2 separate regions of the Homo sapiens genome follow, and region 1 is linked to region 2. The links are chromatin loops, found by intact Hi-C in ENCODE. Cell type or tissue: ascending aorta. All regions are shown on one strand. Links, peaks and the distances in the headings refer to the core of each region. The heading gives the core; the rest is flanking DNA. Region 1 overlaps LOC105376126 (a long non-coding RNA gene). Region 2 overlaps LOC124902196 (a long non-coding RNA gene).

What was found. Peaks named below come from ENCODE experiments on the same cell type or tissue, not always from the same donor. Only the 100,000 strongest peaks of a DNase experiment are listed, where the experiment ranks them.
Region 1: it touches region 2 in a loop (1.8-fold over the local background); 2 of 110 quality-filtered maps call a loop at or near these places.

What each region holds. Positions count from the first base shown.
Region 1 is chr9:87,282,851-87,287,246 of GRCh38, reverse strand. LOC105376126 (a long non-coding RNA gene) reads left to right here. Exons shown (of 15, transcript XR_007061642.1): 2 at 4,201-4,318. Among named protein-coding and RNA genes, the nearest start is that of LINC02872, 140 kb to the right of the region's middle. In ascending aorta, for the core only: no CTCF peak of the experiment used is centred there; no DNase peak of the experiment used is centred there.
Region 2 is chr9:87,061,907-87,066,302 of GRCh38, reverse strand. LOC124902196 (a long non-coding RNA gene) reads right to left here. Exons shown (of 2, transcript XR_007061638.1): 2 at 1-223. Among named protein-coding and RNA genes, the nearest start is that of LINC02893, 22 kb to the right of the region's middle. In ascending aorta, for the core only: no CTCF peak of the experiment used is centred there; DNase peaks (open chromatin) are centred at 2,192 and 2,862; H3K4me3 peaks cover 825 bases; H3K27ac peaks cover 1,747 bases.

The sequences.
Region 1 (4,396 bases), core at 201-4,200, 220 kb before region 2:
AACATCCTTTTGTTTGGCTTAGTTGTCATTACATGCAGGTGAAAACTGATGTTAGTAGAACTTTCTCTGGGGGTGGTGATAGTGGTGTAATTTAGTGAAAAGAATAGGGGTTTTGAAATCTGGCATATTTGAGTTTTAATGTAAATCTAAACTCATTATTGTATCTTTCTAAGCCTCAGTTTTCTGATCCATAAAATAAGGAAGGTCTCAAGTTAAAAAGGGAGAATCTGCAAAATACCATACCAAAGGGAACCAGTGAATTACCTGGTACTATATATGATCATTTCCTTGTATTTGTGTCTTGTTTCTTATTCTTTCATCTAATAAATATAGATTAAGTATCTACTATATGCCAGGACTGTTTTGGGTGTTCATTTCTTTGACTCTGAGTTTGCCCTGAATGGAGTTATGGCTTTAGGGCTGAGTATTGAAGGGACTAATGCCATATTTATTTAGTTCATTGGCAGTAACCAGGGAGGAGTGAATTTCAGAGCTTCATCACAAGGTTCCACTTAAGAAACCAAATTGCAGTCTTAGTGGCATAGTGGTTTGGTGATTTTCATCCAATACCAGATGTAAGGGCTGGAGATGAGTCTGGCTGACACAGTCACTGTTTAGAAGCTGGAGTGAAACCTTGGAATTTCATCTGGAAAAAGTTGTACTTCTCCAGGAAACAGAGTGGGTTTTGGTACACAGAGACCCTAAAAACTGAAATGAAATGGGGCTCACTTCCTTGTGACTCTAGCCCCCATCATATGTCCCGCAGATGTGAGACCAAGTACTTGAAAATATTTGAAGTCAATGGATTATTTACAACAGGAAAGCACAGATTTTACCCAAGCCAGACCTTAAGAATTTCAGTCCATCTTTCCCAGTTACCTCTCCATGAAGTCGGTCAGTTGGGCTTTCAAATGGGCAGCAATTTAAGACTGTTCGTGAATCATGACATGAAACAAACATTTAGAAGATAGGCTTTGGGTAGGGAGAGGTGGAAAAGTACAGATACTTTACCTTGTCAAGAATTAAATTGTTATTCATTTTCCTTCTTTTATTCATCAGGACATTGGGCTCAAGGGACTTGCAATTGTAAAGAGTAATTATGATGGTAGCTCATATTTGCTGAACATTTTTAAGTGCCAGGACTTTCTCTGGTTTATTATTATCATGAACGACTGCCATTTAGGAAGACAAAACTTGACTTCAGCCTGTGCTTCCTTGGAAAGCAGTGCTCTGTAGTGGAAAGGATAAGTCATTGGCATCAATGAGACACGAATCTGAGCCCTCACTGTATGGCTTTGAGCACATTATTAAACATCTGTCAACCACAGTAAACGGTACTCTATTGTTCTCTCCATTTTTCATATGAGTAAACTGAGTCTGGAAAGAGTTGAGCCACATGCCCAAGGTCCATAGAAGAGCTGGGGCGGGGTGAAGGGAGTCCAGTACCTGGTTCTTTCCTACACACTGTTATCAGGTAGATGTTAGGGACCTTGTGGGTCATGGAGGGACAGGAAACATGCCCCCTTTTACACATGAGGAAATGAGAGCCCAGAGGGGTTGAACTGGCCATTCCAGTTACTACAGGAATCAGAACTGCAGCTCAGGTATTCCCCTCCAGAGAGGGCATGAGAGGGGTGTACATGGAAGAAAACTAACAGCTCACCAATATTTCATCTTCCATTTTTCATTTCCTGGCTCTGGAACATAAGTCAGGATAAGATCTGGATTAGATCCATTTTACCAGTTTCCCATATATCACATTTCGACAAGATTTATGGATGTTTTCTCCTGGGCTGGAGCAAACACGGGTGGATTATGAGGTTGTGTTTACATTTTTCTGCTATCTCAGGCAGCATTATGTTAGTCTCCAGCTCCTGGCTCTGTGCCACCTGGATAAGCTTTTGCCATTTGATTCTTTCCATTGTGCACACACTTGTCCCTTCACCTTCTCTGTAATCTCTGCACTTTCCTTTGTTATCAGTTACACGTTTTATGCCAGAATGGCTATGGTGTCATTCTCCTGCTTTTGTTTTCTGGTGAGTATGGAGAGATTCTCTTCTAAATAGCTTTGCGTACTGGGGGATTGACATTTGTGATCTTATCTCTCCCTGGATAAAAATACTCCTTCCTGTAGTCTCTCAATTCAGAGCTCATAGTCAGTCTTTTCTCTCCTAATAGCAAATGCTTTGAGTTTTTTAGAAGTTTGCAGAACACTTCCTTTAGATCCTCTATAATGCAGAAAATATTTTTTGCTCAGAGCCCCAGAATCATGTTTTGTGGAATTTTCTTTTTAAAAATAGAGGCCAGGCACAGTGGCTCACGCCTGTAATCCCAGCACTTTGGGAGGCCGAGGCGGGTGGATCATGAGATCAAGAGATTGAGACCATCCTGGCCAACATGGTGAAACCCGTCTCTACTAAAAATACAAAAATTAGCTGGGCGTGGTGGCACGTGCCTGTAGACCCAGCTACTTGGGAGGCTGAGGTAGGAGAATTGCTTGAACCCAGGAGGCGGAGGTTGCAGTGAGCCGAGATCATGCCATTACACTCCAGCCTGGTGACAGAGCAAAACTCTGTCTCCAAAAAAAAAAAAAAAAAAAAAAACAAGAGCCAGTGCCTTGGCTCTTGGCTTTTGTGTTGTTTCCTCTTAGGCCCTAAATGGTAACCAGACACAGACTCACATTCCATGGTCCTCAATGACGCCCTCTCCATTTCTCTTTTCCTCTTGAGGTTCATTATTTTCTCCAAATTAAAACGTTCTGGTTGGAATGAGTGAGAAGAAAGAGACAGGGCAGCAGGGAGCTCCAGTTGTGCAGAGGGATTATATCTAGGGGGGTCTTCCTTGCCGGTCTCTGATATGATTAATCGGCCGAAAAGAGCGAGGCTTTGTAGTTTGAGGAGATCGATTTTGAAAGGGTCTGCTCTTGTTACCCAGGACAGTAGGTTTTAAAAACAATTTTTAAGAATATTTTACAGACATTTCAGAGCTTCTGGCTTTATCCCTATGTGAAGCTGCTAGTAGTTCATTTGTTTGTGCATTCATTTGTTCTGCAAATATTGATTGCGTGTTACTGTGCATCAGGTACTGTGTTGGGCCCTGAGAACACTGGGGTAAGCAAAACAGACTGGCCCCTGCTCTCTCAGATCTCACAACAAAGTGAGGGTGACAGATATTAGGCAAATAATCACATGAATAAGTGACCATCTGCACACTGATAGAAAGAGAAGAGGGTCTCCAGGGTGTGCATGCTGTGTGCATGTCAGAGCAGGCTTTCTTCTGAGGAAGAGACTCCTGAGCTAAGATATGAAGAGTGAGAGTCTGTTGGGTGATGGTTGGGAGGAGGTTTTGGATGTGCTTTTGGTGGAGCAGGTCCCTGTTCCTGATAGAGGGAATGCTGTGCGCAGAGGCCACATGAAGGGATTAGCATGGTGCATGGGAAGAAATACACCTGGGCCAGAGAGGCTGGGTTTCTGAGTGTGAGAAGGTGAGTGGAACCACAGGGATCAGCGGGGTAGCCAGAGCCCAGCGATAGGCTTGGATGAAAGATTTAGTCTTTATCTTTAGGGCCACTGTTGGTTCTACACTGGGAAATGATACGATTAAGTTTGCATTTTAAAAAGATCACTCCAGTTTCAGTGAAGAGAACAGATTTTCAAAAGGCCAGAGTAGATTCATTCAATCATTCATTCACTCATGTATTCAAGAAACATTTACTGGGCTCCAACCATGGGGCAGGGACTTTTCTCTCTACAGTGGTGAGGGAGTTCCCGGCCTCCCAAAACTCATATCTAGTGAGTCAGGACAGATAGTAAACAAATACATAGTTTAAGAGAAAAGATAACTTTGATAGAGGTAAGTGAGTGCAGTGAAAAAAAAATCAACCAACAGGAATCCGACAGACAGCACGGAGGCACTATGGTCTATGATCTCTAGTTCTATTGGGTTTTCAGGAAATGCCTTCCTGAGGAGGTGAGAGTTTCCTCCCTAGACGCAGCATTACCCCCTCCCCCTCTTTTTTTGAGCCTTGCCTGAAGCAGAGCTGGCCACTTTATTAGCCCTTTACTTGCTAGTCCTCAGATGTGCTGACTGTGTACACGAACACTTCAATCCCCCCGATTTTCCATGGCCTTTATGGAAGTCAGAGTATTTGAGCTTGAAGGAGCTTTTAGGATTTTCTGATTCAACTCCATCATTTTATAGGACACTAAGCAGAAGGCCAGAGAGGTACTGTTCAAAGAGTGAGCGGTCACCCTGTCCTAGCATCCAGGCCATCTTGTCCTGGGGCCCAAGCCTCCTGGCTCACCATTCAGCACTCCTGGTAAGTGTGAGGCCACAGCTGTGCTCTCTGAGTCCATGGAGGCTGTTTCCAAGGTACTCTTCATCCCTGGGTGCATAG
Region 2 (4,396 bases), core at 171-4,170:
ACTTCAGGATGAATTTGCTGTGGGTTTGTGCCATGGATTTTCCAGACTTCTTCCCCTTTCTGTTCCCTCACATATTCTTTTACATAAAACTGATTTCTGGCTCATCACAGATGTGGCTTAGTGTTGTTTTCCCGAGGACAAGAACAGTCTGATTTCCACCACTTGGGCTGCTGCAGAAGCCACATGACTCATTCATTTTGCGAGCTATTCAGATATTTTCTTTCTAAAATAAAGAGAATAGCACCTCTTTAATTTCTTTTTTCTTTTTCTTTTTTCTGTCTTTCTTCTTCTTCTTTTTTTTTTTTCTTTTTTTTTGCTTGTTTGATAGTTTACAATAGTATCTGCCTAAGGGACACTGTGAGTTGAATTGCTTCGGGCGCTCTTTTTAGCTACCTTGTTAGTTTTGACAACTCCACTGTCTAACAGAGAACTAGCAGGCAATCCTGGAAAATAGGCTATTTTTTAAAAAAAATCTAAAACACATCAGTGTTGTGTGTACCGCTAAGAAATTAAAAACCTGTGACATGGTACTCAGATGCACTCTGAGTTTAGAGATATTAAAATATGAAAAAGCTTGCATTTAGAATCAGTAGAGTATCGTGTATACACACACACAATTTTTGTTACTTTCACATTTTTGAGTGAGAAGAATATATGGATGGCATAAAATCCAAGAAGTTCCAAAATGGCACCCTTGTGCCAAGTCTTCCTGTTCACCATCTAAGAGACAGCCACTCTTACTGGGTTCTTCTATTGGGCATACATTTTATTGTCATCGTTATTGTTTGCTATTTAGTTTGTTTAAAGTCAGGTTTATGCAGATATACATACAGTAAGATTCACTCTTGTTAGTGTATGGTTCTATGAGTTTGGACAAGTTCACAGGTTCCCTCATGCTCCCTTGTACCCATCCCTTCCTTAGACCCCAGGCCTTGATAATTACTAATCTGTTTTCTGTCCTGATGGTTTTTCCTAGTCCAGATGTCATATCAATAGGACCACACAGTAGGTAAACTTTTGAGTGTGACTTTTTCACCTAGAATAATGCATTTGAAATTCATGCGTGTTGCGTGTATCCGAAGTTCATTCCTTTTTATGAGTATGTTTTCAAGTGCAACTCTTTTGAGCAATTTTTTTAACCTAAATTGTCTGTGGCTGATCTGTGAAAATTGTGTACTATTTCTGTTCTACAAACCTGCTCTAAAATCACATAGGCTGTATATTTTCCAGTGCAGTGACTACTGTGCAGCATCCATGTTAAACTCTTTGGTTTAATTATAATTTAAAGTGCCTTCAAGAGTGGGAAAAAGTGTTACCTTTTCAATACCTGTGAAGCAAAAAGTGGCTTTTGAGGATATGTTTTCAGCCTACCTTCTAAGAATATTCATGATTTAATCTTGGGCCTAGGGTGGCCTCTGGTATGTAATTTAGAAGGATCTGAACAAGGCTTACAAAAATGTATTTTCTCCAATTATGTTTCTTTATTTCTTTGTGTCTCTATATTTTTCTGTCTCTCCACTTTTTTCTCTTTGTCTCTCTCTTTCTCCTGGTAAAAAGTGTTTTCTCACCTAGCAAAAAAACAAATAGGAAATTGGTGCTTTTAAATTTGGATAACCTCGAAATTTATAAACAGTTTTTCTGGATCAATTGCTAGCCATAAACAAAAAAATTAATATGGAATGCATTAACTGGTAAGAGCGTTCTACAGAAAAGTAAATCAAGAAAGAGGACAGGGAGTGCCTGGGGAAAGGTGATCAGTGAGTGCCTCGCCCATACACCGTGTGATACTCAAGTACAGCAGATTCCAGGCAGAGGGGAGTAGCAAGGTTGACACCCTGAGATAGGAGCTTGCCCACACATTAACTCCTTTGCTAATGCTTTAAAAGGTAATCTGTTGGAGGTTCCTGATGATAGTAACTGTAAATCCTGAATATCCTTTGGATTAAAAACAAAAACATAACAAAATAGAAATATCAAAGGCCACAGAAAGCCCTAAATTTTGTCTTCACTGAAACTTCTATATTCTTGAGGACAATGACCTTGTCAGGGTTCCTTTAATAGAAGCTCTAACCACTAAATCACAATGCTCCTGCTCCAGCCTCTCAGACTACTCAAAGAGATTGTTGACTCTAATCCCACTTCATTTTTAGTTGAACCAAGGTTATAATGGAAACACACACACACAAACACACACACACACACACGCTGTACTTTGTGAATGACCCACAAGCCCTCAAATCAAAAAGTCAACTGGAAAGAATGTCTGTGGGTGTGCTATTGCAAAACAGAATAAAATGTTTTCATGATTTATGGCTATATTTTAGAAAGATAATCTCAGAAGCACTTTCCATATTTTCCTCTCATTTCTTGCTGTTGTTTCTCTAAAATCTCTTTCCACTCTTCCTGACTTTCCTCCACAATCATTGACATTAACTGAGTTACATGGAGGGGAGATCTTCACCTGGAGCCTGTAGTTTCAGGCTTGAATTATTTTGCAGGAGAGTTTGATAAGTAATTCCTCAGTGGATCTCCCGTTAGGTCCTATGGCACTTAAGGTATTTTTGAAATAAAGCAACATATTCATTCCCCCCAAAACTCCACATTTTGTAAACTTTTGCACCAAATATAACGAAGTTTATGAAAAAAAAAAAAGATGAGGAAGGGGAAGAGGCAAAGTGTTCAGTGTCCATGCATTTTTTCATCTAGAGCACCAAGGAAAGCAATGATTGGAACCTGGGGAAGATATCATGAACATTCCTGGTGACAGACACTAAAAGTGAATAAAACTGCCAGGGTGAAGACAGCCGCAATACTTGGATTGGCTCAGAGCTGCAAAAGCTGAGTCCAGTCTGGACGGAAGTGGTTACTCTTAAGTTGCCAACTTGCCCTGAGACCAGAGCAGCACAGAGTTGGGAGCCCAAATCTTGACATGGGGTGGAAGGAGGAAAGCCTGACTGTAAAAACTTGTTTCTCATTTTTTTAAAAACATAGCTTAAAGGGCTCCTTCTATGATAGCAGCAGCCAAGTTAAGAGATTTTTTCCTTTCCTACGAAGATTATAATCCTACTTTTACCTTTCTGTCTCCTCTTTTCCAGGAAAATTTGTGCATGAGCTAACATGATTTTCCTATGACACTGATGGCATTTCCCTATTTACCATTTGTTTGTGAACTTCTTCACATTACACAAACAACACACTGCAGGAGAACAGACTGTACTTGACCAGTTAGAAATGGGATTCTCTTAAACTCACAACTTTAATCATTGCCTAGATATAATAACAATGGTAACAATAATAGGGTTGGTTAACTATTTAGTGCTTTCCATGGGCCAGGCACTTTGTTAAAAGTTTTATAGCTATCACCATATTTAATTGTTGCAGTGATCCCATGTCTAAGGAATTTCTATCCCTATTTTCTGCATGATGGAATGGGAGCTGAAGAAAGCTGGATAACTGTACCCATGTTACATAGCCAGCAATGCAGAACTCAAAATTCATTTCCAAAACTCATGCTTGCCTCCAAACCATCTCTCTCTTTTTTAAAAATTTTATTTATTTATTTATTTATTTATTTATTTTGTGAGACGGAGTCTCACTCTGTCTCCCAGGCTGGAGTGCAAATGGTGCAATCTCGGCTCACTGCAAGCTTCGCCTCCCGAGTTCATGCCATTCTCCTGCCTCCGCCTCCCGAGTAGCTGGGACTACAGGCGCCCGCCACCACGCCTGGTTAATTTTTTGTATTTTTAGTAGAGACGGGGTTTCACCGTGTTAGCCAGGATGGTCTCGATCTCCTGACCTCGTGATCTGCCCACTTCGGCCTCCCAAAGTGCTGGGATTACAGGCATGAGCCATTGCACCCAGCCCAAACCATCTCTCTCGAGTCTCTAAACTTTGAGCTGAGTCTTGAAATTCTTATTAATTATAACATTGACTTGAGACCAAGAGAAAATTATGAAGTAGGCAAGTTTTGTTGCCAGTGGCCCTTCCACGGCCATTTGTCACTACTATCGCCCCTCACTCCCATTATCCACTTCTGTTCTCAAATATCTGTTGTTTCTGACCAATTCCTCTTCACATCCTGGTTACCTGGATTCCGTGCCCTCCCATCCACCCCTAAACTAGCTCCTTCTGAAGTGCCCATGCCACAGAATTCTTCTCTGAGCAACATTTATGATTCCTGTGTTCCGTGTGCCTCAGGTTCCCAATCTCTGCATTCCAAAGGAACAGCTATACACTCTTAGCAGTGCATGTGTAGCATCCAACATCAGCAGGTGCATTTCACACATCGTTCTGTGCTGCATTTTACTAAATGTACTGCAACCAGAATGCCCAGAGAGGTCCACAGAAAACCCCGTCTCTACAAAAAATAAGGAAAAACTAGCCAGGCTTGCTGGCA